3 separate regions of the Homo sapiens genome follow, and all the other regions are linked to region 1. Evidence: chromatin loops called from intact Hi-C (ENCODE). Cell type or tissue: MCF 10A. All regions are shown on one strand. Links, peaks and the distances in the headings refer to the core of each region. The heading gives the core; the rest is flanking DNA. Region 1 overlaps CEP85L (centrosomal protein 85L). Region 2 overlaps SLC35F1 (solute carrier family 35 member F1). Region 3 overlaps CEP85L (centrosomal protein 85L).

Region 1 (10,294 bases), core at 956-8,955:
CAATGTCTGCCTTTTGTTTGGGAGTATCTAAACCATTTACATGTTGTGATTATTGATATGGTCAAGTTTAAATCTCCTATATTGGTATTTGTTTTCTTTTTTTTTTTTTTTTTTTGAGACAGTGTCTTGCTCTGTCTCCCAGGCTGAAGTGCAATGGCACGATCTCAGCTCACTGCAACCTCTGCCTCCCAGGTTCAAGCCATTCTCCTGCCTCAGCCTCCCAGGTAGCTGGGACTACAGGCATGCATCACCATGACCAGCTAATTTTTGTATTTTTAGTGGAGATGGGGTTTCACCATGCTGGCCAGGCTGGTCTTGAACTCCGGACCTCAAGTGATCCACCTGCCTCAGCCTCCCAAAGTGCTAGGATTACAGATGTGAGCCACTGTGCCTGGCATTGCTATTTGTTTTCTTATTGTCCCATCTGATCTTTGTTCCCCTTTGCCTTCTCTTGAATTAGTTGAATATTTTTTTACAATTCCTGTTATCTCTTTATTGGCATGTTAGCTATACCTCTATTGTTATAATGATTGCTTTAGAGTTTATAATATATTTTAAAGTATAGCAGTCTATCTTCAAGTAATACTATACTATTTTATGTATAATGTAAGAATCTTATAAAGCATAGTTCCATTTTTTTCTCTTCTAGCCTTTGAGCTGTTTTGTCATACATTCTACATCTACAAAGGTTATACAACGTGGATATAAATTTTTTTTTGCCTCAAACAATTTATGATCTTTTAATGAGATTTAAATAATAAGAAAAATATCTTATGTATTTATTTGCCCATGTGTTTATCATTTCTGGTATTCTTCTTTCTTTTGTGTAAATTCAGGTTTTCATCTGGTATATTGTTCTTTTACCTCAAGGTGTTCCTTTATCATTTTTTTTGTAGTTGAAGTCTGGGGTGATCAATTCTTTCAGCTTTTAAGTTTCCAAAAAAGATCTTTATTTAACCTTTAAAAAAATATTTTCTGTGGGTGAAGTATTATAGGTTAACAGGTTTTTTTTGTATGCTTTTTGTGTTGTTTTCAAATTTTTTCTCATGTCAAAAATTTTAGGTTGAGAGCTTTTAAATTTTAGTACTTAAAGTACTTCATTGTCTTATTGATTGCATTATTTCAGTTGAGAAATTTGCCATCCTCTTCATCTTTGTCTCCTTGAATGGATTTATCTTTTTTCCCTCTGGTTGCTATTAAGATTTTATCACTGTAATCTATTTGATTTAGATGTACCTTGTCTTAGATTTCTTCATGTTACTTTTATTTGGGGTTCACTGGGCTTCCTGAACCTATGGGTGTATAGTTCTCATCAGATTTGGTAAAATTTTGGCCTGTTATACACAAATATTTTTTTTCTGTCCCCTACTCCCACCCCCTGCCACCTTCTTACCTCCTCTTTAGAGATTCCAATTGTACATGTATTTGGCCTCTTATAATCTCGCGGCTCACTGATACTATGAGCTTTTTTGTTTTATTTCTTTGTCCTTTTTTCTCTAGTGTTTCTTTTTAGATAGTTTCTATTGCTGTTTTTAAATTTACTGTACTTTTGTGCTGTAATGTCTAATGTTTTAATCACCATTCAGTGTGTTGTTTGTCATGTATGTCTCCTCTTAACATGTTCGTTCATTCTTCTAACTTAAGCATATGAATAGTTATAATAACTGATTTACTATCCTTGTCTATTTTAACATCTCTGTCAGTTCTAGCTCACTTTCAGTTGATTGGATTTTCTTATTATTATGAGTTACATTTTTTCTGCTTTTTTTGTACTCCCAATAATTTTTTGATGCCAGGCATTATGAATTTTAACTTGTTTTTGATATTACATTTTTGTATTCCTGAACTTTATTCTAGGAAGCAGTTTTTGTACTTGCTTTTAAGTTTTGTTAGGTGGCATTAGAGCTGTTTTATCAAGGGTTATTTTTTCCCCACTGAGACAAGACTCATCTTACAAACCCTGGGTTTCTCAGCCTCAGCACTGTTGATTTTTTTTGGATCAGATAATTCACTATTGAGGGTGGCTATCCTGTTCATTGTAGACATTTAGTAGCATCTCTGGCTTCTGCTCACTAGATGCCAGTAACATTCTGCCCCAGTTGTGAAAATTGAAAATGTCTCTGGATGTTGCTAAATGTTAACTGGTTTCAAAACTGTCCCCAGTTGAGAATTGCTGATGCCCTGGGAATCATGAAGCTTTTTATTCTGGCAGTTGGGAATAGCCAGTAATTCCAAGGCACCCTGAAGCACTGTTCCCTGTAATATTTTTTTTGGTTGCCCTTCCACTCTACACACACCGTCGGTAGCTTCCTCATGCCTGTATTAATTAGTATTCAACCGAGTGCCCAAGGGTTATCGAGTACTGTGAACTAACTACAGCTGCCTTGGTTTCTCCAGATTCTCAGCTTTGTGTCTTCAATTCAGGGAGACCACCATTCCTGTGCTGGGGCTTGAAAACTCTCTCAGCAGGAAGTGCAGTCAGTCATAGGGCCCACCTCATTAGTTACCTATCTCTAAGAGATTACTGTTCTTAATTGCCTGGTGGCCCAATGCCTTGAGAGTCTTCACTTCCTATATTTTGTCTTTTTTAAAAAATTGTTTCAGGCATGAGGGCAAAACTAGTCCCTGCCTGCTACTGCACCTTGGCTGGAAAAGGAAGGGTTTTTTTTTTTTTCTTTCTTGTAAAGCTTTAAATTATTTGAAAAGTGTTATATGACGAATCTCTCCTGACTTATCTCCTATTTAATGTTTTATATGTGGATTTTCTTAAAGGTTAGCAAATTTTAGAAATCATCCTGAGTAGAACAAGGTCTTTTGATGCAACCTGAAACATACAACTTACTTGTTCCAAAAGTTACTTTGTAAGTAATTTTGGAAAACATCAAGCTATTTGTTTACTCATACTATCTTTATTATTCTTTAAAAGCTCTCTCCTTCAAAACTTCATCATGAGAGTTAATAAATTTTTGAAGATGAGAGATACTGCATACAAAGCTCTTAGCATCATGCCTGGCACAAAACAGTTTTAAAATTTCTAAGCATACATATTTACAGAAATTAAATAACTTGCTTAAAGCAAGCTATGAGTTGTTGAAGAAAGCAAGGTGTGACTGTTAGAATCTAAGAGGAATATTAAAGGAATCTAAGAGGAATAAGCTCCTTAAGGTTCTTCTAACTATTAGAAAATTATAACTCATAATGTGACCTTAATTTATGTTTTGCAGGCAGAAGCAACAAATTACCCACCTGCATGAGAGGATAAGGGATAATGAATTACGGGCTCAACATGCCATGTTAGGACATTATGTAAATTGTGAGGATTCTTATGTGGCTAGTTTGCAGGTAAGATTACAGAGGATTTTGTAGCTGTTTTAGTAGTAAAGCTTGTGTTAATAATATACTTACCTTGTAATATAAGGACATTTTAAATCAACTTAATAATGTATTCACATGATTTATATTTATTTATATGTGTGGCAAAGAGTGTCCAACTACAGCCTTCCATCTGTCCAGATTGCACACCCCTCTCCACACACATACAGGAACTACTGTTGTCAGTTTCTGGTGTATCCCTTCCAGAGTTGATGCATATCACAAGCAGATATAAGTGTGTTTTATCCTTCTTCTGCATTTAAAAAAATATAAGAATATGTACATTATCTGGCACCTTGCTTTTTTTTAAATGTTATATACAATTATATAACACACAGTGATTATTTCTCTATCATTACCTAGATAACACCCCTTTCCCTTGCTTTTGCAGTTACACGATCTTCTGTTTTATGGAGATAGCATAATTTATTCTACCTGCCCCCTACTCATCAAAATTTGAGTTGTTTTCAGTTTAGGGTTATTGTAAATGATGCTGTAAAGAATAACCTTTTATAAATACTGTTTTGCTCATATGCAGATATTCTTGTAAGTTACATTTCCAGAAGTGAAATTTCTAGGTATTGAGTTTGTGATTTTTACTGATACTGTCAAATTGCTCTTTAGGAGAGCAGTGTATAAGAACTCTCACCGTCCCACTCCCCAACTCCCAGCCATGCTAACAGAGTGTGTTATTAAACTTGGATTTTTGCCCTTCTAGTAGGTCTATATAAAAGAAAGGGGAGATTTATCTCCTTATGGTCATATGGTTTTAATATGTATTTCTCTTAAGAGTGATGTTATATTTCTTTTTATAAATTTAAGGGCCCATTCACATTTCTTTTCATATCCTTTGATCATTTTTTATGTTAGGTTGTAGGTTTTTGCTTATTGTTTTTTGGAGCCCTGTATATATAAAGGAAATTAGCTTTTTGTCTATAATTTAATTTGAAAATAAATTTTCCAATTTTGTCTCAATATTTTGTTTATATTATTATTTCCTTTTCCTCTATGTAATTTTTTCTACAATGAGGTCTGATTCTAATGAGTATTTTATAAATGAATCTCACCTTTACAAATGAGCCTATTTAACCAAACAGTGACATAACATCCACTGTGTTAAATTCTGATGTCACAAAAGTGAAAAATAGTTCCTGCTTTCATGGATCTCAAAACTTACAGAGGGAGAGACCATATAGGAAAACAAGTTTGTCTATTCCTTCTAAATTTATTTGTATTCACTGTAGGTAAGACAGTGTCTACGCCATATGAATAGAAATGTAAATGAGGTTAATTTTGCCCATAAGGAGAGTATAGTCTAATTGGAACACAGATATAGAGTCTATGAGGCCCGTTAACAAAATTTATATGACTGGAATGGCTACTTTCCTTAATTATTACTCAGTTTTAAAAAGAGCTTCCTTTAAAACTTGTTTGCATGTTTATTTTTATATAAACTTTATATTGGTTTATTTCCCAAAGAAAAAGACTGTTGGCGTACTTATTGGGATCTAAAGTGAGGCCTGATAACTTTGTGGTGGTATATACTTCTATTTGTGGATGTTGTTATTGTTGTTCTCTTCATTACGGCCTTTATTCCTAGATTTTAAGTTAAGTGGAATTGTTTCCTTCATCATATCTTCAAATGTGATATTTATAAATACTAGAGACATTGGTATATTAAAATCAGGAAATATTGATGAGAAAATAACTATCAGATTTTCTTGAGGCCAGAGGCATTTAACATAGAGACTCCAACTTGCCTTTTATACTTTAGTTATGAATACATCATGTTATAATTTGGTCTCATCTTGGACTTCTGTCACATGATAGCAAGGCTTTATAATGAGTACTGAGAATAATGTACAGTTATTTGAAAATGGTATTTCTATACTATGGAAGTAGTGTATCTTGCTTTGGTAACAGCATTTTAGTAGAATTGTTCAATTTCTCTTTAACATTCTGTCATTCGGAATAAAGGCTTTAATTATATAATTATCATATTATCGAAAGCATGTAAAAAATAGGTATCTGAAGGATGAAGCAAATGTTCTTTTGACACAGCATCAGGCCAGTAGAGGGCTCTCCAAGCCAGCGTGCAAGGACAAATAAAAATATTAGTATTTGGAAGGATATGTAAAAGGGGTTGTTAAAAATATTAGTAGGATTTTGAAGTATGTGAGGAATTGAAATATTATTGAGAAATCTGATTTTAAAAGATGAGAGCAATTTGTAAAAGAGAATACAAGGAAAATCTTAATACTAAATGGGTATGATAAATATATAAGATAAACTTCTATCAATGGATAGATACAGAGAGCCAATAAAATGGTGAGGGTTAGAAGAAACAGCAGATAGAGTAATAAAATATTTCTTTAGCGAAGGATTTTTTTAACTTTGGATCTTTGAATGATGTAATTTTTTATGCATAGCATTTTGTATAGGTACATTTTTCTGATCCATAACATATTCATCCTAATTCTATAGACACTAGACAAAGAAAATTATGCTTTTAATAATAATTATTGAAATTAATGTGTATTCTAGAGTAAATAAGTCAGTAAAATAAAAGTAACATTTTTAAATGAATTTATAGATGGAAAACATACTCTTAATAAGTAACTTCTATTTTCTTATTAAAAATTTGACTAACCTTACAATTAAGATGACCTTAGAAGTAGATATCACTCAGTCTCATAGGTAGAGAATGAGAACCATGTCTTTATTCTAAAATCCAAACTTTCTGGATAGTTCTAATGGTAGATTGGTAGAGCCAAGGAATAGTTTGTATTTCCATTTATACCTAAATTTCCATCTGTGGTTAACAGGACTTTGTGGAATAAACCAAATATGAAGGACCCTTTTTCTTTACTTAAATTGGAGAAGAAAGAGGTCTCTTCTTTCTGTATATATGTGTACCTTGGAAAGATCAACCAAATAATAGTTACTATTATTAAGTTTCATTGTTGCATCATTTCTTTTCTTTCCATTTTATTCTTTTTCTTTCCATTTATATCATTTTTTTCTATTTTTTCTTCAATTGGTTTGTTTCCACCACCAAGTCTGTACTAATGAACATTTAATAAAATGAATCCCACCTTTGCAAATGAGCCTCCTCAACAAAACATTAAACATCTAATGTGTTAAATTCTGGGAACACAAAAGCAAAGAATGGTTTCTGCCTTTATGGAACTTAAACCCTACAGAGAGAGTATACCAAAAAATATATTTATCCATTTCCTTAAAAATTGTTTATCTTAACTATGGATAAGGTTCCATTTATGCTGTAGCAATAGAAATGTGAATGAAGCTGGTTTTGCCCTCAAGGAATGTGTAGTCTAATGGAGAACACAGACAAGAGATAGTTGCAGTGTGTTGATTCGCACAGGGTTTATGTATGAAGTGCTGTGGGAACCCCAGCTATGAACATAGAAGCTAATCTTCCAAAAGCCTGGCCAGGCTTCCTGTAGGAAGTGATAATCTAGTTTGAGAACCTGATGAACTAAATGAATTGAGCCAGGTGAAGGGGGTGAAGGAATAGTGTTTTGAGGCATAGTGTATGGCATATGGAGAAGCTTAAAGGAATGATGAGAAATATAATGCATTTGGAAAACTACAAATTATTCTGTGTGGATGAAATGTAATGTGAGAGAAAGGTAGTGGTAGATATGTGGTTGAAGAGGTAAGCAAGGGCCGAGTGATATCAATGACCTGAGGTGTAAAGGTTTGCTTAGGGCTGGCCCAGTTTATGCCTGCTGTGCTTATAAATTTATTAATAGTGCCATCTTTCACCTCCAAAGTATCCTAGTTTGGTTACTCTGATGGCATAATAGAGATTGGATTTAAGGTAGATGTTATTGGAGGCAGGGAAACCAGTCAGGAAGCTGTCTCAATAGTCCAAAAGTTATGTGAACATTTGAATTTTATCTGTAGTGGTCAGAATGAGAAGAAGACTGTTGATTAAACATCTGTATGACCAAGCCATGGTAAAATGGGCCAGATTTAATGACATATTTAATGTGGTGAGAGAATGATTGCCTAATTTCATACAGCAACAATTGATTGGTTTATAGAGATTACTATGTTAAGGATCTGTTTAGAGGAGAAAAATAGTGAGTTAAACTTACACATTGTAAATTTGGGGTTGAGTGAAGAATGAGGGTAATATTTGTGGGTGCAGGTCTGAGCCAGAGATAAGAGATTTAGGTGTTGTCAGTCTAGGTGGGTGGTTATTAAAGCCTTGGGCATGATCAGGTATTCCAAGGGAGGATTTGTGCAATGAGAGGAAAATGGGATCCAGAACTAGAAACAGGAAACAGCAGCATTTTAGAAGGTAGCAGAAGAGCACAACTTGTGAAGGAGCCTGAGGGAGTTGTTCTAGAAAGGAAAGCAAGCAAGTGTTTTTCCATAGAAAGGGAACCGTTGTATAAAAGTCAGAGAAGGCAGATAAAGGTTGAAAAGATGTTACTAAATGTAGAAATTAAAACATCTGACCTCAGATTTTTGTTTTTCTATATGATTAAGTTCACATAGAGTTTCAACTACAGCTTGTCTTGCTACAAAACACATTTCTATGGTGCAAATTTGCTCATACACAATTGGTAAATAGGAGAATGATGTCTGCTTAGTTTTCTAGATTGGTTCATAAGTGCTTTCCCCCACCAACTCCCCAGGCAAGGGGAGTTAGAATATGGTGAATAAAATTAAAATATTTGGCCAGCAAAGCAAAAGGCTTAGGGTTACCTACTACATTAGCAGAAGCTTTTTCCAACTTACATAAGAAAATTGTAAAAGAGTACCTGCCCTTTGGGTGCTCTTCCTTGAGAAGTGCACTTCCTTCTTTATAGACTTTCAGTTCACGCCAGGTTATGCTCCCTCCTACTCCACCTGCACGGCAAGCCCTATATCACAGAGTCCACCTATATCATCTGAACACTCACCAGACCTCTAATTAAAGTACCGCCAGCATTTTGACTGTGTGTGTATGTGGTTTTAAAATATCACTGTGACCACCTGTTCAGACTGTCCAAGTTATCTCCTGAGTCACTGTTTTTGTTAGTGCACTAGTTAAAATTGCATCAGTTTGAATTGAGTGTTTTTAATCCTATTCGTTCCATACGCCCTATTATTTTTAGTGCATGATTTTCCAGGAATGTCTATATTGCATTATAGTAGAAGCACCTGTGTTAACTTTTTAAAAATTTATTAACTTTACTTTTTAGAGCAGTTTTACATTTACTACAAAATTGAATGGGAAGTACCAAGATCTCCCATATCCTCCATATCTTCACACGTGCTCAACCTCCCCCACTATCAATGTTTTGTACCTTAGGGTACATTATTTATAATTAGTGAACCTATATTGACACACCATTAACACTCAAAAACCAATAGTTTATATTAGGATCACTCCTGGTGTTGTGCAATCTAAGGGTTTTGACAAATTAGTAATGACATGTATCCACCATTATCGTATCATGCAGAGTAGTTTCACTGCCCTAGAAATTTTCTGTGCTCTGCCTGTTCAACCCATTGGACCCCTAGCAACCACTGAACTTGTTATGGTCTCTATAGTTTTGCCTTTCCCAGAATGTTATGTAATTGGAATCATATAGTACATACTATTCAAACCATTTCTTTTTAAACTGGCTTCTTTCACTTAGTAGTATGCATTTAAGTTTCCTCTATATCTTTTCATGGCTTGATAGTTCATTTTTCTTTATTACTGAATAATGTTCCGCTTTCTGGGTATATCACAGTTTAGTGCATGATTTTCCAGTGGTTTTCCAGGAATGCATATATTTGTATTATAGTAGAAGCATCTGTGTTAACTTTTTTTTTTTTTTTTTTTTTTTTTTTTTGAGTACAGTGACGTGATCTTGGCTCACTGCAACCTCCGCCTCCTGGGTTCAAGCAATTCTCCTGCCTCAGCCTCCTGAGTAGCTGGGATTACAGGCGCGTGTCACCACACACAGCTAATTTTTGTATTTTTATTAGAGACGGGGTTTCAACATGTTGGCCAGGCTGGTCTTGAACTCCTGACTTCATGATCTGCCTGCCTTAGTCCCGCCAAAGTGCTGGGATTACAGGTGTGAGCCACCGCGCCTGGCCCCACCTGTGATAACTTTTTGAAAATTTATGAATTTTATTTTTTAGAGCAGTTTTAGGCTGACTACAAAATTAAATGGGAAGTACCAAGATTTCCCATATCCTCCATATCCCCACACATGCACAGCCTTCACCTACTGAAGGGCATCTTGATAATTTCCAAGTTTTGGCAATTATGAGTAAAGCCGCTGTAGTGATATAGGAAAAACCAAAGATGCATTTTTCCCACTCTACTCTCCACTCAGCACAGTACTTCTGCACCACATGTATGGTATTTGTTTCCCTACACACCAGGCAGTCAGTTCTGCATATTCTTCAGCAGACACCATCTGGGTGTCTGTCTTCTAATTTAATCCTGACACTGTATGTGTAGAGATAGCGTCAGAACCCACAGACTGAGGACTCACTACCACAAGACTGCCCTCCACTTCAGATGCCAATTTCAAGTCCCAAATGCTTCTTACCAACTGGCTATAAATCAGAGTTCACATAACTCCCTCCCTGGGTTTGATTAACTTGCTGAAACTCAGAAGCTTTTTACTTACACTTAACCCATTTGTTATAAAGGATATTAGAAAAGATACAGATGAACAGCCAGATTGAAGAGATGCATAGGGGAAGGTATGAGATAAGGAATGTGGAGATCCCATGCCATCTCCAGGGGTGCCACCCTTCAGGAGGGAACTTCCACATATTCAGCTGTCTAGAAGTTCTGTAGACCTAGTATTATTATTTTTTTTTAAATGTAAGCTTCATTATGTAGGTATGATTTTTTTTTTTCTTTTTTTGAGACAGAGTCTCCCTCTGTTGCCGAGGC
Region 2 (10,294 bases), core at 748-8,747, 530 kb after region 1:
TAACTCAGATGTCACCTCCTTTGAAAAACCGAATAGTCCCCACAAAATTGATTCTCTTTCACAGACTCTTCAGTAATCATATGACACTTTATAAATATTTCTAGTTAGTCTTTACTACAGTGTACTCTGATTACTTATTTCATGTGTATATTCACTTTAAAATTTGAGCTCCCTAAAGTCAGAGACCTTATAAGCCCAACAGCCAACACAGTGCCAAGGATATAGGGTACTAATAATTGTCTGATAAATGAGAATGAAAACAGAAACTCCTTTCTGTTCCATTTTCTCTTTATCTTATATCCAGTAACATTTCTAGAAATTGTAATATCCTCCAATGAAATGTATTTTGAATTAGTCAGGCACCTCAACATATACAACATTAGAACTGGATGTTCAACCTAATTCTTGTAATTCTACAATGTAATCAGGGGCTTTGTGAAATGGGAATAATTAGGCTTTCTTCAAAGACAATCAAGGGTGCTTGTACCTCCTGCCACCCCTTACATTTCTTTAATGATGTGCATCCTGGAATCCCAGATTTAGCAGAGGTTTTGGAGGTCTAGCCCATCTGATCACCCAAACCTCAGTGGGAGGTTTACTTATGTAGATTTCTGAAGTTTCCCCCCTCACACATTGTCTCAAAATCAACGATGTTGAGAACACCTCACAAACAGAGTCTGCAATCTTACACATGAGGCTCTAGACAAGGTTCCATGGTTACCATAAACATATAAAACAGAAACCCATTCGATGAGTAAAAAGAATCAGAGGCCTCAAACTCAACACGGGTAGAAGAAATTTCACAACTGTGCTAACAGCAACTTTTTACTACAGTAAAGGGAAAAAAATTCTGATAAGTAATTCTTGCTGGCACAGTTAGGAGAAACATGAATCAGATACTCCTGATGAGATGTACAAAGTGCTCCATCATCCCATCATGCTGGGAAACAAAAGGCTCCAATATTGAAAACATCATCAGCTGGATCCCATGGATACAAGTTAAGGAACAATGACATTGATGATCGCGCAGCACATCCTATGGAAGCAGAACTGGATTTTCTCTTTTCTCCTACAACAGACCCTCTTACATGACTTTGGACTAAGAGCCACAGAGAAGAAAAGAAAGACATAATTATAAAATTTTAACTCTCTGTGCTTTAAGAAGAGTGTTTTAAGCAAGATTTTCTCTTTTTGATGTAAAGGCAGAACACAGCAGGATTGGGAACATACCAGTATGCTGATTACTAGAGAGCAAGCTGTGTTAGTGAAATAAAAAGCACTATTAATATTTTCTAGATGCAGGTTAGGTAAAATGAATGTATCTGAAGTCTACTTCTGTTGGAAAAAGGAAAAACATCGTGAGGCAAAACCAATCCTTAAGCTATACCTGCTGATATTTGCTTTACACCACAGTTAAATCTTAACAGTATTCAAGGGACCAGAAACTAGCCTCTGACTCATAAGAAAATCTTCCAATGGGGTAACGGAGGGTTGTGATATTATGGACTGTACAAAGAAAAGCTCTCCAACCTGAGCCCTGTTCCACCACCAACTTTGGGAATTATAATTAACTGAAGCTTTTTTGACACAGGAGGTGATGTCCAAGCAAGGTGTAAGTTTGGGGGATGTGGTGGGGAGCTGCTCTTCGCTAGCTTTCCATCTAAACTGACCACAAAGGCATCTACTAACATATAAATGAGTCAGACAGTAGTACAGGCTAAGCTGAAAAATGGATTCACATTGTGTAAAAGAATTAATAACACTAGGCATGCGGGGAACAGGTCAAGCCTGACAGGGACCAGATTGAGAGTTCAGGCAAGAGTTGTGGCTACCAGAGCAAGCTCCACATGCCCCCAAAGGAAAGTAACAAGAGCCATGAAATGAGCCACAGGATGAGGGCAGGGTTGTCACATAAAACATGGGATGTCTTATTAAACTGGAATTTCAGACACATGAAGAATAATTTTGGAGTGTAAGTAATGGGACAGGCTTATACAGAAATATTATTCTTTGTGTATCTGAAATTCAAATTCAGTGGGTGTCCTGTATTTTTATTTGCTAAATCTGACAACTCTAGATGAGGAAATGGGGCTCAAGGTAGCCTTAAATGAGACAAAGAGAGAGACTAGGGAATGACAGTGTAAGTGAGACAGAATGGGAACCAGGGTTTCTGCCAGAGGAAAGCTGACTTAGGTCTGAAGCAAGCTAGGAGTCAAAGGAAAGGGCCAGTGAAGAAAATAACGTGAAGGGAAAAGTAAAGTTTTTGTAGTGAGTAACTGTGTATTGAAGATAAACAGCACTTAAGACCACATGGCTTGTTGCTCATTATGATGAAGATGTAAGGAAGGGGAGGGACACGGTGTTGGTGTCCACAAAAAAGGGAACGACTAATCCAGCCTGAAGAAAAACACTAAGTAAATGTGGTAAAGGGGACCTGGACTCTGTGACAGACTCCATACAACTGGTAATCTGGTAAGATTTATTTTCTTTGCAAACTGGAGAGGGTGGGGGCCAGGGGAGGGGGAAGAGTTATTTTCCATAGGAATATTCTTTCAAAGTGGAACCAAAGAGAAAATAGGCCCTTATTTCTGTTATTGGACATTTCTAAAGCATGAAAAAATCAGGCACCACTTTACTGCTTTGGAGGGAGAAGATAGGTCCAATAGCAGAGGAAATCAAATTCAGTTCAGATAAACACATCTGAAGAAATAAAATAATTTACTCTGAAAAAAATGACTGTAATAAATACTTGTATTAGTTTATCAGAAAAGACTTTGGTACAATATGAAGCACAATCTTCCTAAAATTCAAGTAAAAACTAAATCTACTCCCAAATTAACATAAAAATAATTTTTCATCTTAATATTTATTATTCCAACTGCTTGTTTCTTCTGGAAATCCATTACTAAATGAAGCTAAAATTTAAGCCTCTGCCTCTGAAAATCTTTCCCTATCATTAAAAAATTTTGATAAAGAATTACCTCAATATCCTATGCATTAAAAGAAAAATCAATGACCAAAACCACAAAAGTATTTAATAGATTTAAATACATAAAAACTTAAAATTGCTCAAATGCATATATTTTTAAAACCATAGACAAGTAAATGGCAAACTACAAACCTAGAAATACCCCAGATATAGCAGATGGAGATATATTAGTCTTACACTATTAAGAGCTCATTTTAGAAGATAAAATCTTTTACACCACATAGGAAAATGGAAAAAAGTCATGAGAAGATAATTTATAAAAAAGGAAAAAAAATGGACAATGAACACAGAAAATAGCTAACTTCCCTAGGAATCAAAAAAATCCTTATTATATCAATACTTAGCTAACATTTTCATGTATCAAATTAGCTATTTTTTAAATTAAAATATTTAGCACTAATTAAGGTAGTGAGCATCAAACACCTTCCTAGTGTATAAATTGGTTTTAAAAAACCTTTCTAGAAAGTAGTTCAGCAGTATATGTCAAAAGCCTTGGGAGGCTGAGGCAGGAGAATCGCTTGAACCCGGGAGGCAGAGGTTGCAGTGGGCCGAGATCGCACCATTGCACTCCAGCCTGGGTGAGGGAGAGAGACTCCGTCTCAAAAAAAAAAAAAGAAAGAAAGAAAAAGAAAAAGAAAAATCATGTTCTTTCATCCAGGAATTCCACTTCTAGGAATCTGTCCTAAGGAAATCATCACATGTATCATCAAAGACTTACAAAGATATTCATCACACTTATTTATAATAGTGTAGAAAATGGAAAAGCATATAAATGTATAAATGTTCATTAATAAAAGAATAGTTAAAATTGAATACTGGACAGTCATTAAAATTGCAGTTAAAACAATTTAATTTAAATGATCCTTGATTGATATAATATTAAGATTTTCAAAGTAGCACACAAAACTATATTTATCTGTCTATATACAGCATGATTACAATTATACATGAAAACAGTGGAAGAAAATATGCCCCAACGTTAACTGTGATTAAATGATTTATAGGATTATGGAGCAATTATTGTTTTCCTTTAAATACTTTGCCTGTGTTTTCTGAGGATTCTGCAATAAATGTGTACTACTTTTGAAATCAGGGGAGAAAATGAGCAGAACTAGATTTAGCTAAAGAACTTTTTTTTTATTATAGCAAGGAAAATAGCAACATAGATTAATCTAAGAATATGCATAGGCTTAGACCTGTACAAGGCAATAAATAAATACCTTGGTATTTATTTAAACATTTATATTTACATATTTAATGATTACCTTGTGTACTGCAACTCTTTATTTATCATCTAAATAATACAGTAAAAAATAAACAGGAATTAAACTGAACAAAGAACAAAATCTTTGCTCCCCAAATCAAATTTTCCTCCCTTAAAACTGAGTTTGCCACATAATCCAACTATGTTATTTGTTTTCTTACAACCTAAAATTTGTAAAATTTGAAATTACTCTTCTAAAAAGGAAGAAAGCCAATTAGCAGTTTTCTTTCAGCCAGGGTTTCTCCGGTTTACCTTGGAGGTGAGAGATTTGAGTAAATGTCTTGTTGCCACTATAGGCATGAATAGGAATTAGCGCCCTCTTGTGAGCATGAGATGAAAACCTTAAAATACATTTGAAGCTGAAAGGGACTTCAGTTATTTCACCATGAGGGAAGACAAAGAATTGTGCTCACTAGACAAAGAAGATCACACTCCTTAAAGTAAAATCATCTCAGAATTCCTGATTATTTAGATTTTCAACATACAATGCATTTGTATGGGAAAGTGCCTGACATTCAATAGATTTACAGCTTGTCTTAAAATTCATGAGAGGCAACGTGAATGTTCTGTACTACTGCCACTGCGTGGGAAGTTATCACAGTGGAGGACGTGATAATCTACCTTTTGGCGAGTACGATGTACTGTGCTCACATGTAAAAAGCAGAATTTCCAGAAGAGGGATCAAGTCTTTCAGAAATGATAGAAGATAGTAACTTTTCTAAATTCTTAAAGAGTCATAAATCATTTCTTGAAAAATAAAAATGATGAAAACAACTTGTTAGCGCAGGAACAAAATAAAATTGGAGATTATTTAGAATACAGACTACAACTTCAGCATAGCACAGAGCACTTGTAGAACAGAATAAGTTCCCTTTTACATAGGTTAGTAGATTCCCGTCTACAAAAATAAATAAATAAATAAGAGAATCACATCTCCTATCACTCTAATCTGGGAGTTTTTAAAATTACACCTTACTATAGTAATTTCACATCTGATTGACAGGTTAAGATACACAATTAATTCTAAAACATCAAAGTGGGAGGGAGATCATACTAAAATGAAAAAAAATTTTCAAGGCATTAGGTCCTATAGTATTCTTCAACAACACTGCCAGACTTTTCCTGGGATGCTGCCAGCCAATCCCAGGTCAAAGCTTAATTGGCATTCCCAGTTAGCGGACTCTAAATTTGAGAAAGGCCACACATTGTCTTTAAGCATTTATAATGCAGTTAACTCTAATCAAAATTTCTTTATTTTTGTCAAATAACTTCAACAAACTTTTTTTCTAGCTATTTAATGTTCTCATTTATTTGAGGATGGGCATTAGCACTGAAGGGTGAGTGAATGACATTGGAAAATCATTTTAGTCAACTTGTTTCTAAACATCAATGGAAGGAAGTAAACATTTCCATCTGTTCAGCTCATTAGTGCTGATAAATGGAGATTGCAAAACTCAGAGGCTATGGATTCCTAATGGACTTGACTTACATCAGTGGCTCTCCAAGTGTGGTGTGGGAAATCCCTAAGATCCTTTCAAGAAGTCCAAACCTTCAAAACTACTTTCATAATCATACTAACACATTATTTGCCTTTATCACTCTCATTCTCCTACAAGTATACAATGCAAGTTTTGCAACAGATTGATGCAGAAGCAGATATGTGAGTCCACTTGTCTTCTATTAAGTCAGACATTAAAGAGATTTGCAAAAATGTAAAACAATGCTACTCTTCTCACTTTCTGTTTTATTTTGGAAAACACAATTTAAAAAGCATTATTTAGATTAACCCACATGGGCTTACTTTTGTTCTTTGGACATGTCATAAATATTTTTAAATTCCTCTATTTTAATTTATAATGTAATGAATATAAATTGAGATAATCCCACAGAAACCAAAGCTCTTTGGGTCTTTAATAATTTTAAAGAGTGTAAATGAGTCCTAGACCAAAATTCTTAAGAATAGCTGTCACAGATCTCTTATTTTGATTCAGCATTAAAAAGTTATATTAATGTTGAGCTCAGACACTCCAAAAAATCTTTCCAGATTTTCAGAATCAAAGCAACCTCCTGCTGTGCTCCAGAGTTCAAAGGCATTTTTGACTTTATGCTACTCAAAATCCAAATTAAATTTCACTTCAGTGCAGAATAAGAAATTTTCAAATATCATTCATTCATCCATTCAATAAAAATTTACTGAGTATCTATCATGTGAAAATACAGCTATGTTTGGAACATTGCTAGTCTGGGGAAATAAAATGGTATCTTTTCAGACTAAAACCATATATGCCCTGCTCCTAAATAGTAAGACCTAACACTGATTAAGTATATGCTAAGTGCTAGACCTTGTACTAAGTGCTTAATGGCATAACTAATTTATTTCTAACAAGAACCCTATGTATTATTATTATTCCTATTTCATGGATGAGGAAACTGGGGCATAGAGAGATTAAACAATTTGTCCAAAGAGCTGACAAGTGGCAGAGCCAGGATTCAAACCAGCAGAATCTCTGCATATAACCTCCCCAGTAAAACTGGCACCATCCAGCAGGGTACTGGGCCTGGATATGCATACCAGCTGCATGTAACAGAGCTAAACCCAAAGCAATGTCAAGATTCACTGGATGTAGTTTACCTTGGCAGAGCTGGAAGAAACCATAACTTTGAGTTTACTGTTAATTCCTGGATTCTGACTATTGGACTAAAAAATTAATTGATAGGTACTTCTGGTCATCCTTCACTTATTCACAGTTATAAAAGTTGTGAAGAAATGGCCCTAATATTACCCATAATCCTAAAGTATAGTTTCTATAAAACAAGTTTTGACCAGCTGGGCATGGTGGTACAAGATTATATTCCCAGGTACTGGGAAGGCTGAGGCAGGAGGGTCTCTTCAGCCTAGGAGTTCTAGGCTGCAATGAGCATGACTGCATTCCAGCCTGGGCAACAGAGCAAGACCTTGTCTCAAAAAAATATATATTAAAAATTAAATAAATAAATAAACAAAATAATAATAAATTTAAAAACAAGTTTTGACCTTGCAATGTGGAGAGACCCAGAAAGCATATCATCATCAAACCAGCTCTCAGGAAAAATGTCTACGAACCTTCAGTAACACTTATTTTTAGGTAAATAGATGAGTAAATAAATACATAAATCAGTCATTATGTCCTTTGTCCCCTTACAACCCCAAATCCATATGTTGAAGTCCTAACCCCCAGTTCACTTCAGGATGAGACTGTACTAGGAGATAAGGACTTTAAAGAAGGTAAAATGAGGTCATGTGGGTGGACCGTCATCCAACAGGACTGCTGTCTTTATAAGAAGAGAGAGACTAGGGACACATAGGTACAGAGAAAAAGCCATGTGAAAGCACAGCAAGAAGGTGGCCATCTGCAAGCCAAGGAGAGAGGCTTTGGAAGATACCAAACCTGCCACTGACACCTTGATCTTGGACTTCCAGCCTCCTGTGAGATATTGTGAAAAAAATAAATTTCTATTGTTTAAGCCTCCTAGTCTGTGGGATTTTGTTATAGTAGTCCTAACAGATACTGTAACAGATAAAACACCAGCCAAACTCTTTCATCCAACTGTATTTTTTAAAATTCCACAATTTTAACATTTATCATAATGCTTGTAAACTTATTAAATTGTAGCATCTAGGTACTTGCCTATGAAGAAAAACAGAAGTATCCCTAATTTTATAATGGGGATCTAGGTATGGGTGGCTGATATGATTTGGCTGTGTCCCCACCCAAACTTCATCTTGAATTGTAGTTTCCATAATCCTCACATGTCATGGGAGGGACCCAGTGGGAGGTAACTGACTCATGGGGGCAGGTTTTTCCCATGCTGTTCTTGTGATAGTGAATAAGTCTTATGAGATCTGATGGTTTTATAAAGGGCAGTTCCCCTGTACACGCTCTTGCCTGCCACCATGTAAGATGTGTCTTTGCTCCTCCTTCGCCTTCTGCCATGATTGTGAGGCCTCCCTAGCTATGTGGAACTGTGAGTCCATTAAATCTCTTTTTCTTTATAAATAACCCAGTCTTAGGTATGTCTTTATTAGCAGCATGAGAACAGACTAATATGGTAAATTGGTACTGCAGAGTGGGGGCACTGCTGTAAACATACCCAAAAATGCAGAAGTAACTTTGGAAATGGGTAACAGGCAGAGGTTGTAACCACTTGGAGGGCTCAGAAAAACAAAAGAAAATGTGGGAAAATTTGGAACTTCCTAGAGACTTGTTGAATGGCTTTGACCAAAATGCTGATAGTGATATGGACAATCAAGTCCAGGCTGAGGTGGTCTCATAAGGAGATGTGGAGTTTGTTGGGAACTAGAGTAAAGCTCACTCTTGCAATGCAAAGAGACTGGTGGCATTTTGACCCTACCTTAGAGATCTGTGAAAACTCAAACTTGAGAGGGATGACTTAAAGTATCTGGCAGAAGAAATTTCTAAGCAGCAAAGTATTCAAAAGGAAGCAGAGCATGAAAGTTTGGAAAATTTGCACCCTGATGATGATATAAAAGAAAAACCCTTTTTCTGGGGAGAAATTCAAGCCAGCTGGAGAAATTTGCAAAAGTAATGAAGAGCCAAATGTTAATCACCAAGACAATAGGGAAAATGTCTCCAGGGCATATCAGAGACCTTCACAGCAAGCCCTTCCATCCATCACAGGCCTGGAGGCCTAGGAGGGAAAAATGGTTTCCTGGGCCAGGCCCAGGGCCCCTGTCCTCTATGTAGCCCCAGACATGGTGCCCTGTGTCCCAGCTGCTATAGCTCTAGCCAGGGCTAAAAGGGGCCAATGTACAGGTCAGGCTGTTGCTTCAGAGGGTGCAAGCTCCAAGCCTTGGTGGTTTACATGTGGCATTGGGCCTGCAGGTGCATACAAGTCAAGAACTGAGGTTTGGGAACCTTCACTTAGATTTCAGAGGATGTATGGAAATGACTGGATGTCCAGGCAGAAGCTTACTGCAGGGGTGGACCCCTCATGGAGAGCCTCTGCTAGGGCAGTGCAGAAGGGAAATGTTGGGTTGGAGTCCCCACACAGAGTCCCTACTGGGGCACTGCTTAGTGGAGCTGTGAGAAGAGAGCCACCATCCTCCAGATGCCAGAACTGTGATCCAGTGACAGCTTGCACTGTGCACCTGGAAAGGCCACAGACACTCAACAACAGCCTGTGAAAGCAGCTGGGAGGGGGGCTGTACCCTGCAAAGCCACAAGGGCAGAGCTGCCCAAGGCCATGGGAACCCACCTCTTGCATCAGCATGACCTGGATATGAGACATGGAGTCAAATGAGATTATTTTGGAACTTGAAGGTTTAATGACTGCCCTATTGGATTTCGGACTTGCACGAGGCCTGTAGCCCCTTTGTTTTGGCCAATTTCTCCCACTTGGAATGGGTGTATTTACCCAATGCCTGTACCTCCATTGTATCTAGGAAGTAACTAACTTGCTTTTGATTTTACAGGCGCGTAGGTGGAGGGTACTTGCCTTATCTCAGATAAGGTTTTGGAATTGGACTTTTGGATTAATGATGGAATAAGTTAATACTTTGGGAGACTATTGAGAAGGCATGGTTGTGTTCTGAAATGTGAGGACATGAGATTTGGGAGGGAGCAGAAGCAGAATAATAAGATTTGGCTGTGTCCCCACCAAAATCTAATCTTGAGTTGTAGTTCCCATAATCCCTACATGTCGTGAAAGGGACCCAGTAGGAACTAATTGAAACATAGGGGCGAGTCTTCCCCATGCTGTTCTTGTGACAGTGAATAAGTCTCACAAGATCTGATGGTTTTATAAAGGGCAGTTCCCCTGAACATTCTGCTGCCCACCACCATGTAAGACATGCCTTTGCTCCTCCTTCTCCTTTTGCCATGATTGTGAGGCCTCTCCAGCCATGTGGAACTGTGAGTCCATTAAACCTCCTTTTCTTTATAAATTACCCAGTCTCGGATATTTCTTCATAGTAGTATGAAAATTGACTAATACAGTGGCTCTCAGGTGGCACCAGGTAGTGGTGGTTGTGGTCCACCTCC
Region 3 (10,294 bases), core at 1,285-9,284, 110 kb before region 1:
ATTCCTTGAGTTATTGTAGCTTTAAAAGCTGGACCATTGTTGCTCTGTAAGCTTTGGGGGAAGTCCGAATATAGGAATTATTTCATGAAGTAAGATTTTAACTACTTCTTGGGCCTTCTCTGTTGTGCAGGGGAAGGCTTCCACCCACTTTGTAAAGGTATCAACATAGACCAACAAGTATTGAAATCCTCTTGACTTAGGCATGTGGGTGAAGTTTAACTGCCAGTCCTCTACAGGATAGTGCCCTATTCTTTGTTCCCCCAGAGGGGCCTTATGATGGACCAAGGGATTATTTCTTTGGCACATCTCCCAGGCCTTGACTACCTGCCGCATAGTTTGGAGAAGGTTTGGCCCTGTAAATAGGGATTTGGCCATCTTACGGGTACTTTCAAAACCTGTATGAAAGGTTTGTTGGAGGGTCTTAAGTATTTTCCACTGGCTGGCTTCAGGTATGAGCACCTTTCCCTCTTCTGTCGCTAACCACCCTGAGGGGAGAAAACTATGCCCCCATGAGAGTCCCCATTCTGTTTCGCTTGGGGAATACTGGGGCTTAACCTCCTGGAGGGGGTTGCTCCATACTAAGGGTCCTTCCATGGGCACTTCTAAAGGGAAGTCCTGCTTAGCAGCAGTTTTGGCCTCAGCATCTCCTCGGCAGTTTCCTTCTGCTGCTTCTCCTTCATCTTTTTGATGACCCCGGCAGTGTAAGACTGCCGCCTTCTTGGGTTTCTGCACTGCGTGCAGTAATTTCATGATTTCCTTGTGGTACTTAATGGGTGTCCCCTGAGAGGTTATAAACTCCCTCTCTTTCCATATTGCAGCATGGGCATGTAGAACTAGATAAGCATATCTGCTATCTGTATACACATTTATTCTTTTTCCTTCTCCCAGTTCTAAGGCTCAGGTAAGTGCCACGAGTTCTGCTAACTGGGTGCTGGTCCCTGGGGGAAGAGGCTTACTCTCAAGTACTGTTGCATTGCTAACTATGGCATAGCCTGCCCTTTGTACCTAAATGAACTTCTATCAGTATACAGGTTAAGGTCAGGGTTAGTTAAAGGAACTTCTAAGAGATCCTCCCAGGCGGCATAAGTCTGGGCAATAATTTGGTGGCAGTTATGCTCAATTGGCTCCCCATCCTCTGGGAGAAAAGTGGCAGAGTTGAGGGCTGCACATGTGCATATTTGAAACACTGATCCTTCAAGGATTAGTGCCTGGTATTTGAGTAGGTGGTTATCTGAGAGCCACAAACTTCCTTTAGCATTTAATATGCCACTTACATCATGAGTAGTCCAGACAGTGAGATCCTTTCCTTGTATTATTTTGATAGTCTCTGATACTAAGATGGCCGCTGCTGCAACCACCCATAAACAGTGAGGCCAGCCTTTTGCTACTACATTAGTTTCCTTACTTAGGTATGCCCCTGGTTGTAGGGCTATCCCACGGGTCTGACTTAGAACTCCAAGAGCTATTCCTGGTCTCTCTGTGACATATAAAGATAAATTTTGTCCCGTGGGAAGGCTTAGGGCTGGAGCATGTACTAGGGTCTGTTATAAAGTTTTGAAGGCTGTTTCCGCCTCTGATTCCCATTCTACTAGATGAGTTATTTGCCCTCTGGGTCTCCTTTATCAGAATATAGAGTGGCTTGGCCTTCTCACTGTATCCAGGGATTCACAGTTGGCAAAAGCCGGCGATTCCAAGGAATCCCTGCAACTGTTTCAATGTCTTAGGGCGAGGATAAGCCAGTATAGGCTCAATTTGTTCTTTGCTGAGGGCCCTAGTTCTTTCGGCTAGGTTTAAGCCTAGATATTTAATTTGTTGTTGGCAGAGCTGGGCCTCTGACTTAAATACCTTGTACCCTCGATTAGCTAGAAAATTCAAGAGATCTAGAGTAGTCTGTTGATGTGAGGCTTCCAAACTGGTAGCCCAAAGTAAGTCATCTGCGTATTGGAGGACTAGAGTGCCTGGACTTGAGAATTGGCCTAGGTCTTGGGCCAGTGCCTGACCAAACAGATGAGGGCTATCCCTAAACCCCTGGGGCAGGACCATCCACGAAAGTCGGGATGTGTGGTCTGTAGGATCCTCAAAGGCAAAGAGGAACTGGGAGTCAGTGTGCTGGGGAATGCAGGAGAAGGCATCCTTGAGGTCCAGAACAGTGAACCGTTCTGCTTCCTCTGGTATCTGAGAGAGCGGGGCTTAGGGGTTGGGTACAGCAGCATATAAAGGAATTACTGCCTCATTGATGATTCTGAGGTCTTGCACTGGTCTCCACTGACCATTTGGTTTTTGTACTCGTAGGATTGGGGTGTTGCAGGGACTGTCCCATTTTCTCACTAAGCCTTGAGCTTTTAAATGCCTAATAATATCCTCTGGTCCTTTATGAGCTTCAGGCCATAGGGGATATTGCCTTTGATAAGGAAAAGTGGTGGGGTCTTTTAGCCTAATTTGAACTGGACAGGCATTTTTTGCCCTACCGAATTGTCCTTCCATTGCCCAGACTTCAGGGTCGATTCCCTCCTCAAGTAAGGGACAACAAATGGGTAATTTGTCCCCCGTATTCGTGTAGTTAATAGCTCCAGCTTTGGATAATATGTCCCTCCTTAATAAGGGTGTGGGACTTTCAGGCATGATAAGAAAGACGTGAAAAGAGCAAGGTCTCCCAGTTGCAGCTGAGGAGGTGGGAGAAATACCTGGTTACAGGCTGTCCTAGGATTCCTTGGATGGTAATGGATCTTGAGGATAACTGTCTAGGGCAGGAGATTAACACTGAGAAGACCGTGCTGGTGTCCAGGAGGAAATCGATTTCCTGGTTCTTAATGGTTGAGCTTACCCGGGGCTCTGTGAGGGTGATATGAGCTGGCGCTTGCCCCAGGCACCCTCAGTCCTCTTGCTGAATCATCTGGCTGGGGGCTTCTGGCCCAGAGAGCCTTCATCATCTGGGGCAGCATGCCTTCCAATGGTTTCCTTGGCATATTGGACGTGGGCAAGGGGGCAGTTTGTTTTTTGTTGGACAATCTTTTTTAAAGTGTCTTTGCAAACCACAGTGATCACAAGCCCTACCAGGTGATTGTCCTGCTCCATTTTTTGTCCTTTCTGAACCTCCAATGTTTGCTTGTCTGAGAGCCATGACCAAGGCTGCGGTCTTTCTCTTATCTTGCTTTTCCCTTTTGGCCTGTTCCTCTCGGTCCATTTTATAGAACACCAAGGTCACCAGGTTTAATAATGCCTCCAAATTTTGTTCTGGGCCTAAGGCAGACTTTTGGAGTTTTCTCCTAATATTGGCCGCTGATTGGGTGATAAATTTATCCTTTAGAATAAGTTGGCCTTCCAGGGAATCCGGAGTTAGGGAGGTATACTTTCTTAGAGCCTCCCATACCCTTTCTAGAAAAGCTGAGGGGTTTTCTTCTTTTCCCTGTGTAATTGTGGATAGCATTGAGTAGTTCATAGGCTTCTTCCTACTTCTTCTTAACCCTTCCAAGATACAAGTTAGCAAATGCCTGCGGCTCCAATCTTCATGATCTGAGTCAGTATCCCAATGAGGGTCTACAGCGGTGACCTCCTGTTGCCCTGTGGGGGAATTTTTCCTTCTCCTCTGGGGCCATTTGATCTGTTTACCTGGCTGAGATACCATAAATCCCTAAATTGCTGGGCTGCCGCTAAAGCTCCCTCCTTTTCAGTAGGACTTAAGGTCTGATCAAGGAGCAACATGATGCCCCTCCATGCTAGATCAAAGGACTGTCCTAACCCTTGTAAGACATCTATATAGTTATTGGGATCATCCGAGAATTTCCCTGTATCTGCCTTTATTTGTTTTAAATCTGAGAGTGAGAAAGAGACATGCACATGGGTGGGCCTAAATTCTCCTCCTACTGCTTGTAAGGGACTTAGTTTGGGCGCCTGGTTCGCGGAGTTTACGTTTTCTTTTCGGTGTGCCTCTAACACTTTGGTGGGGCTGGATGGAGGAGAGTCAGTGAGGGAAGAGAGTGGGGCTAAGGAAGGAGGCCCTGAGTATGGAGGCAATTGTGGGTTTTTGTCATTTGGGCAAATCTTGCAGGCTTGGCATAGAGCAGTATTGTCACGAAGGGCAAAGAAAGCCTGTACATAAGGGATTTCACTCCATTTACCTTCCCGTTTACAGAAAAGATCTAGTTGTAGAATGGTGTTATAATTAATACTTCCCTCAGGGGGCCAAGTTTCTCCATTTTGTAAGGAGTACTGTGGCCAGGCATTGGTACAGAAGACAATCAGTCGCTTCTTTTTTAAGGTCTCAGGGTCGAACTTGTCCCAGTTATTCAGGATACATCTCAAGGGAGTGTCCAGTTTTGAAGGCGTGGTGCCCAACTGGAATTTTAAACACAGGTATGCCCGCACCCCTGGTTAGTCTTAGGGACTCATCTTCCCCTTAGGGCATCCCCCAAGGGTCCAGTCCAATTGTGCTCGGAGCGCATGATCGTCCTTGAGCCTTCCATTTACCAGATTTAACCACGCTTACCGGCAGAATGGAAATCATCCTTGCCCTCTGCCGTGCACCCATTGACCACTAGATGGGGCATGAGGACTGTTGGATTTATTGTGGTCCCTTTGCCAACGCGTCCTATCTGTTCTGGGGTGGCAAGGCCTGGGTCGGGGGCACCACTGATGCTTGCATGTCAAGGCCCAATTTACGTGGGCCTGGCCATAAAACTGCCCTTCAAGGAGGAATCTCTGAATTAGTGACAGGAGGCTTAGTAAGCTCAAAGGGGATGGTTGATGTCCTCTAGGCCAGGGCTGAGAGAACAACTGCTGCACTCTAGCCTTTTGTCCCCACTTTCCATCAAAGGAGTAAGCCCCCATCTTAAGGTGGTACCAGTATCCCGTGTCTCAATTGACTATATTTTCTTTCTTCCAATATCCATGATTGAATGGTTGAAAAAGCAATTCAACTGCTCTAAGGGCCGTACCCATACACCACAGATTATACTTGAGAGGCACCAAAAAAAGGAAATTCATCTGGGGAACAATGAAGAAAATGTCCTAGGGCCTCTACCATCCACATGAAAATTACAGATCTGTCTTCAAATTGTCCTGATGTGGGAGACCATACACGATGGTGGGGAACTGGCCTTTCAAAGTGGCCATCAGATGGCAACACCTGCCTAAATTCCAGAGGGCACCATCAACAAGGAACTTCTGAACACCACCTTAAAAACTTAAGTCTCCTAAATAGGGATTCTTGGTCCTGTCTAGTGGGAATAATCTTGCTTACCAGGTGAGGAAAGAAATCTAACCGGCAGTTATTTGAACCCAGGACGCAGGAGTCAGAAGATGTGGCTGTCTCACGCTTAGTAACCCATGCTGTGGGAGCCTCTGGTGGGGCCATGGTCTCAACCTGGATATCTGGGAGACCATGACATTTGCTGAGCACTCCCGGGTGTACTTCGGGACCACTACAGAAAGTGAAAGACTTAAAACTGGTTCCGGGCAAACCAGTGCTCCCAACTCCAAAGGGTCAGGGATTGTCAGAGAGCCCTTTCCCAGGCTGACACTCGTGTTTTTAGTCCAGTGGTCTTGCTAATCGCCTTTAACTGGCTGACAGGTGCCCAGTGTTTAGCCTCCGAATTCTAAGGAAGGATGGGACAGAATAGCAAGCAAAAGAGGTCCGAGGGTACTCACTGCGTGGCAGTTGGGATGCTCTTCCTGGAGTCTCCTGGCTGGCTCACTAAGATGTAACACCCAAGGTTCTTTGCCTAGCCACGCCAAAGAATTGGTGTGGCGGCTGACCATGGCGAGTGACAGATACTTGGACCAAGAGAGAGAATGAGCTGTAGGTTTTATTGAGCAGAGCGAAAGTACAAAGCTTCCACAGCATGGAAGGGGTCCCGAATGGGTTGCCACTGCTAGCTCGGGTGATTGCCTTTTAAACTCTTTAAGGCGGGAGATATGTGAGGCGGGAAGTATGTTCCAGTACAGGAGCGAGAAACAAAGGCAGTAAATTATTTTGTGACATGCTTTAGATTTTGAGAAAAACTGAAATTGCGACTTACGCTTACCTGATTTATGGCCTTGCAGCTGCACAGCAAAAAAGCAGGATCTTATAGAACTTACAAACAGTGTTTACAAGGAATTGGGAGGATAGATAAGGCCCACTGATCACAGAAAAATGGGCAGTTAATCTTTTCTTTAACTCTGGTTTCGGGGGAGGGCACACAGGAAAACTTACACCTAAAATTCTCGCTGTTTATAGCTTTCTTGGGGAAGAAAACATATAAGTAAATCCTGGTGTTAGGAATATTTTAAGCATATATTATACCTCAATATTATTTATCCAGAACCGAAGTAATCCCTGATGCAGGAAATGAGTGAGTTTTACAGCTTTCCAAGCCCCTACTCGACCCAGGAAGCCCAGCTGGCATCACCTCTCACTTTTAATTGTATCTCCTGCAAAGCGCAAGGTTTTACTATTTTTAAAATTTTTTTTATTTTTATTTTTTAGAGACTGGAGCTTGCTACATTGCCCAGGCTGGTCTTGAACTCCTGGGCTCAAGTGATCCCCTCCTACCTCAGCCTTTTTTTTTTTTTGACACAGAGTCTCGCTCTCTTGCCCAGGCTGGAGTGCAGTGGCACTATCATGGTTCACTGCAAGCTCCGCCTCCCGGGTTCAAGTGATTCTCCTGCCTCAGCCTCCTGAGTAGCTGGGATTACAGGTGCACGCCACCACGCCTGGCTAATTTTTGTATTTTTACTAGAGACAGCGTTTCACCATGTTGGCCAGGCTGGTCTCGAACTCCTGACCTTGTGATCCACCTGCCTCAGCCTCCCAAAGTGCTGGGATTACAGGCATGAGCCACTGCACCTGGACTTTTTTTTTTTTTTTTTTAAAGACAGGGTCCTGCAGTGTTGCCCAGGCTGTAGTGTAGTGGTGCATACCGTCATACCTGGCCACAGAGCACAGGTTCCCTCCCATACTCCCTGTTTTTTTTTTTTCATTGTTTTGAAGATAGTCTCACTCTGTCACCCAGGCTGGCGTGCAGTTGTGCTATCATGGCTCACTGTGATCCTTCTATCATGGTCTCAAGTGATCCTTCTGCTTCAGCCTCCCAAGTAGCTTTGGTTACAGGCTTGTACCACCATTCCTGGCTTTTGTTTTTGTTTTTGTTTTTTGTAAGGACAGGGTCCTATTATGTTGTCCAGGTTGGTCTTGAACTCCTGGGCTCAAGTGATCCTCCAGCCTCTGCCTCTCTAAGTGTTGGGATTACAGGCATGACCCACCACATCTGGCCTCATAGAGCACAAGTTTTAAAATTTGAAATTCACTGTACTGGTTTTTTCCCTTTATGGTTTGTGCTTTTTATGTCAAGTTTAAGAACTCTTTGCCTGGTTCTACATCTTGAAGATATTTTCTCATTTTTTTCTTAAATATTTTATTATTATATTTGTGATCCATTTTGAGTTAATTTTTTATATATGTGTGTTTAGGAGTCCCCAAGGCTTCTCCTAGACTCAGTGATTCTCATAAAGAATCACAGAACTTAAAGTTGTTATACTTACGGCTATGGTTTGTTACAGCTAAAGGATACAGATTTAAATCAGTGATGGAAAAAGAAGCAAAGGACAGGGTCCAGGAGACACCAGACCCAAATTTATAGTCGTTCTATCACTGCGAAGTCATGTGCACAGTTTGTTTCTTCTAGCAGTGATGTATGAGAACATGTGGAATATTGAAAACTGGGTAAGCTCAGCTGAGCCCTGGTGTCCAGGGTTTTTTGGTAGGTCGGTATGTAGGTGTGGTTGACTGCCCTCATGGATGACCTCCGTCTGCAGCCCTCAAGCTGATACCATTTGGTCCAAGGCCCCCACCATTAATCACATTATTAGCATAGACTATATGGAGTGGCCTAAAACCCCCAGGTAAAGAAAGACTTTCTTACTAGGCTGGACATTCCAAGGGCTTAGAGGTTACTTCCTAGGAGCTGGGCAAGGGCCAAATCTTTCTCGGAACGTGCACGGTGTGGGAAACCCAGACTTTTGCTGAGTTAATTAATCCTTATTGCACAGTGTGAGACATAGACTGAGGTTTTTTTTTTTCCCATTTACTTTTTGGGTAGAGTTATTATGTGTACTGTTTTGTTTTTCAAATTGTTTTAGCTCTTCTAGTTTCTTTTCCTTTCTGTATAAGCTTAGAATATTGAAGTCTGGGTATTTGGTTAAAAAAAGGAAGAAAGAGAAAAATAAGCTTAGAATAATCAAGCTACTGTAAGTAAAACTCTTAAAAATTGTGTTTGCACAAAAAAGAATACAAAAAAAGTCTTCCTAGGAATTTGATAGGAATTTTGTTGTTTAGCTATCAGATTGGGGAGAAATAACATCTTTTCTTGGTGAGTTTTCCAGTCTATGAACATGGTATGTTCTTCATTTATTTAGATTTTTTATTTTGCTCATCAGCGTTGTATAGTTTTTAATATTTTCTATGCATATGTTGTTAGATTTACACTTAATATTTTATGTTTTTGGAGTGATTGTAAATTATATTGTATTTTCAAGTTTTAAGACATAGAACACAGAAATAAGTTTAGAAATACATTTATAATATAGAAATACATTTGCTTTTAAAAAAATCTATCTATCTATCTATCTATCTATCTATCTATCTATCTATCTGTCTGTCTGTCTGTCTATGAATGAATGATGGAGTTTTGTTCTTGTTGCCCAGGCTGGAGTGCAATGGCACGATCTTGGCTCACTGCAACCTCCACCTCCGGGGTCCAAGCAATTCTCCTGCCTCAGCCTCCCGAGTAGCTGGGATTACAGGCATGTGCCACCACCAGCTAATTTTTTTATTTTCAATAGAGACGGGGTTTCTCCATGTTGGTCAGGCTGTCCTTGAACTCCTGACCTCAGGTGATCCACCTGCCTCAGCCTCCCAAAGTGCTGGGATTACAGGTGTGAGCCACTGCGCCCGGCCACATTTGCTTTTTGTATATTTATCTTGTATTTGTTACCTTGCTGAACTCACGCATTAGTTCTAAGAGTTTGTTTTGGTAGATACCTTGGAATTTTGAATGTAGACAATCACATTGTCTATAAATAAGGAGTTTTTTCTTTCTGATTTGTGTGCCTTTTGTTTTCTTCTCTTGACTTACTGCAGTGACTAGAAGAATCTAGCACAATGTTTATGAGTAGTAGAAGTGGATATCCTTGCCTTGTTTCTGATTACACAGATATAGCATTCAGTCTTTTCACTATTAAGTAGCAGTAGTATAGCTGTTAGCTGTAGGTTTTTGTAGATACCATTTATCAATTTGAGGGCACTTCTTATTCCTAGTTTGCAGAGGGTTTTTATCATGAATAGGTATTAGATGTTGTCAATTTTTTTTCCTCAATGAATTGATTTATGATTTTCTTCTTTAGTTTGTTGATATGGTGGTGCATTTTATTACTTGATTTAAAAAATGTTTAACGAACTTTTTATCCCTGGAATAAGCGCCACTTGGTCATGGTATATAATTCTTTTTATATATTGCTGAATTTTGTTTATAGTTTGTTAAGGATTGTTTTCGTGTATCGATAAGGAATATTGTCCTGTAGTTTTTTTCTCAGGTACTCTCTGGATATCAGGGTTAATACTATAATACCTTTATAAATGAATGGGGAAATGTTCTCTCTTATTTTTTGGAAGAGATTGTATAGAATGGTGCTGATTCTTTTTTATACATTTGGTAGAATTTTCAGTGAAACACTCTGGGCCCAGAATTTTTTTTTTTTTTTTGAGACACAGATTTGCTCTTGTTGCCCAGGCTGGAGTGCAGTGGTGCGATCTCGGGTCACCACAACCTCCAACTCCTGGGTTCAAGCGATTCTCCTTCCTCAGCCTCCCGAGTAGCTGGGATTATAGGTGTGTGCCACCACGCCGGGCTAATCTTTGTAGTTTTAGTAGAGAGAGGATTTTGCCATGTTGACCAGGCTGGTCTTGAACTCCTGACCTCAGGTGATCCACCCGCCTTGGCCCCACAAAGTACTAGGATTACAGGCGTGAGCCACTGCACCTGGCCAGTGGGCCCAGAGATTTTTAATTTTTGAAATTTTAAAATTATGAATTCGATTTCCTTAATAGTTATAAAGTAATTCAAATTATCTGTTTCAAATTGGATGCGTTGCATTTGTTTTTTAGAGGAAGTGGTTGATTTCACCTAAATTATCAAGTTTATGTGTGTAGAATTGTTTATAACATTCTCTTATTATTTGTTAGATGTCTGCAGGCTATGTGGTGATGTCTCCTGTTTCATTTCAGTTATTGTTTTTCTTTCTTTTTTTCGAGACGGAG

What was found. Peaks named below come from ENCODE experiments on the same cell type or tissue, not always from the same donor. Only the 100,000 strongest peaks of a DNase experiment are listed, where the experiment ranks them.
Region 2: a loop joins it to region 1, with 13 times the contacts of the local background. A loop is called at or near these places in 8 of 110 quality-filtered maps.
Region 3: it touches region 1 in a loop (6-fold over the local background); 5 of 110 quality-filtered maps call a loop at or near these places.

What each region holds. Positions count from the first base shown.
Region 1 is chr6:118,504,346-118,514,639 of GRCh38, reverse strand. CEP85L (centrosomal protein 85L) reads left to right here. Exons shown (of 13, transcript NM_001042475.3): 5 at 3,225-3,342. Among named protein-coding and RNA genes, the nearest start is that of PLN, 39 kb to the left of the region's middle. In MCF 10A, for the core only: a CTCF peak has its summit at 5,451 (motif pointing right); no DNase peak of the experiment used is centred there.
Region 2 is chr6:117,970,511-117,980,804 of GRCh38, reverse strand. All of the region lies in intron 1 of SLC35F1 (solute carrier family 35 member F1), which reads right to left. Among named protein-coding and RNA genes, the nearest start is that of SLC35F1, 68 kb to the right of the region's middle. In MCF 10A, for the core only: a CTCF peak has its summit at 4,592 (motif pointing left); a DNase peak (open chromatin) is centred at 4,574.
Region 3 is chr6:118,613,203-118,623,496 of GRCh38, reverse strand. All of the region lies in intron 2 of CEP85L (centrosomal protein 85L), which reads left to right. Among named protein-coding and RNA genes, the nearest start is that of CEP85L, 33 kb to the left of the region's middle. In MCF 10A, for the core only: a CTCF peak has its summit at 4,542; a DNase peak (open chromatin) is centred at 4,546.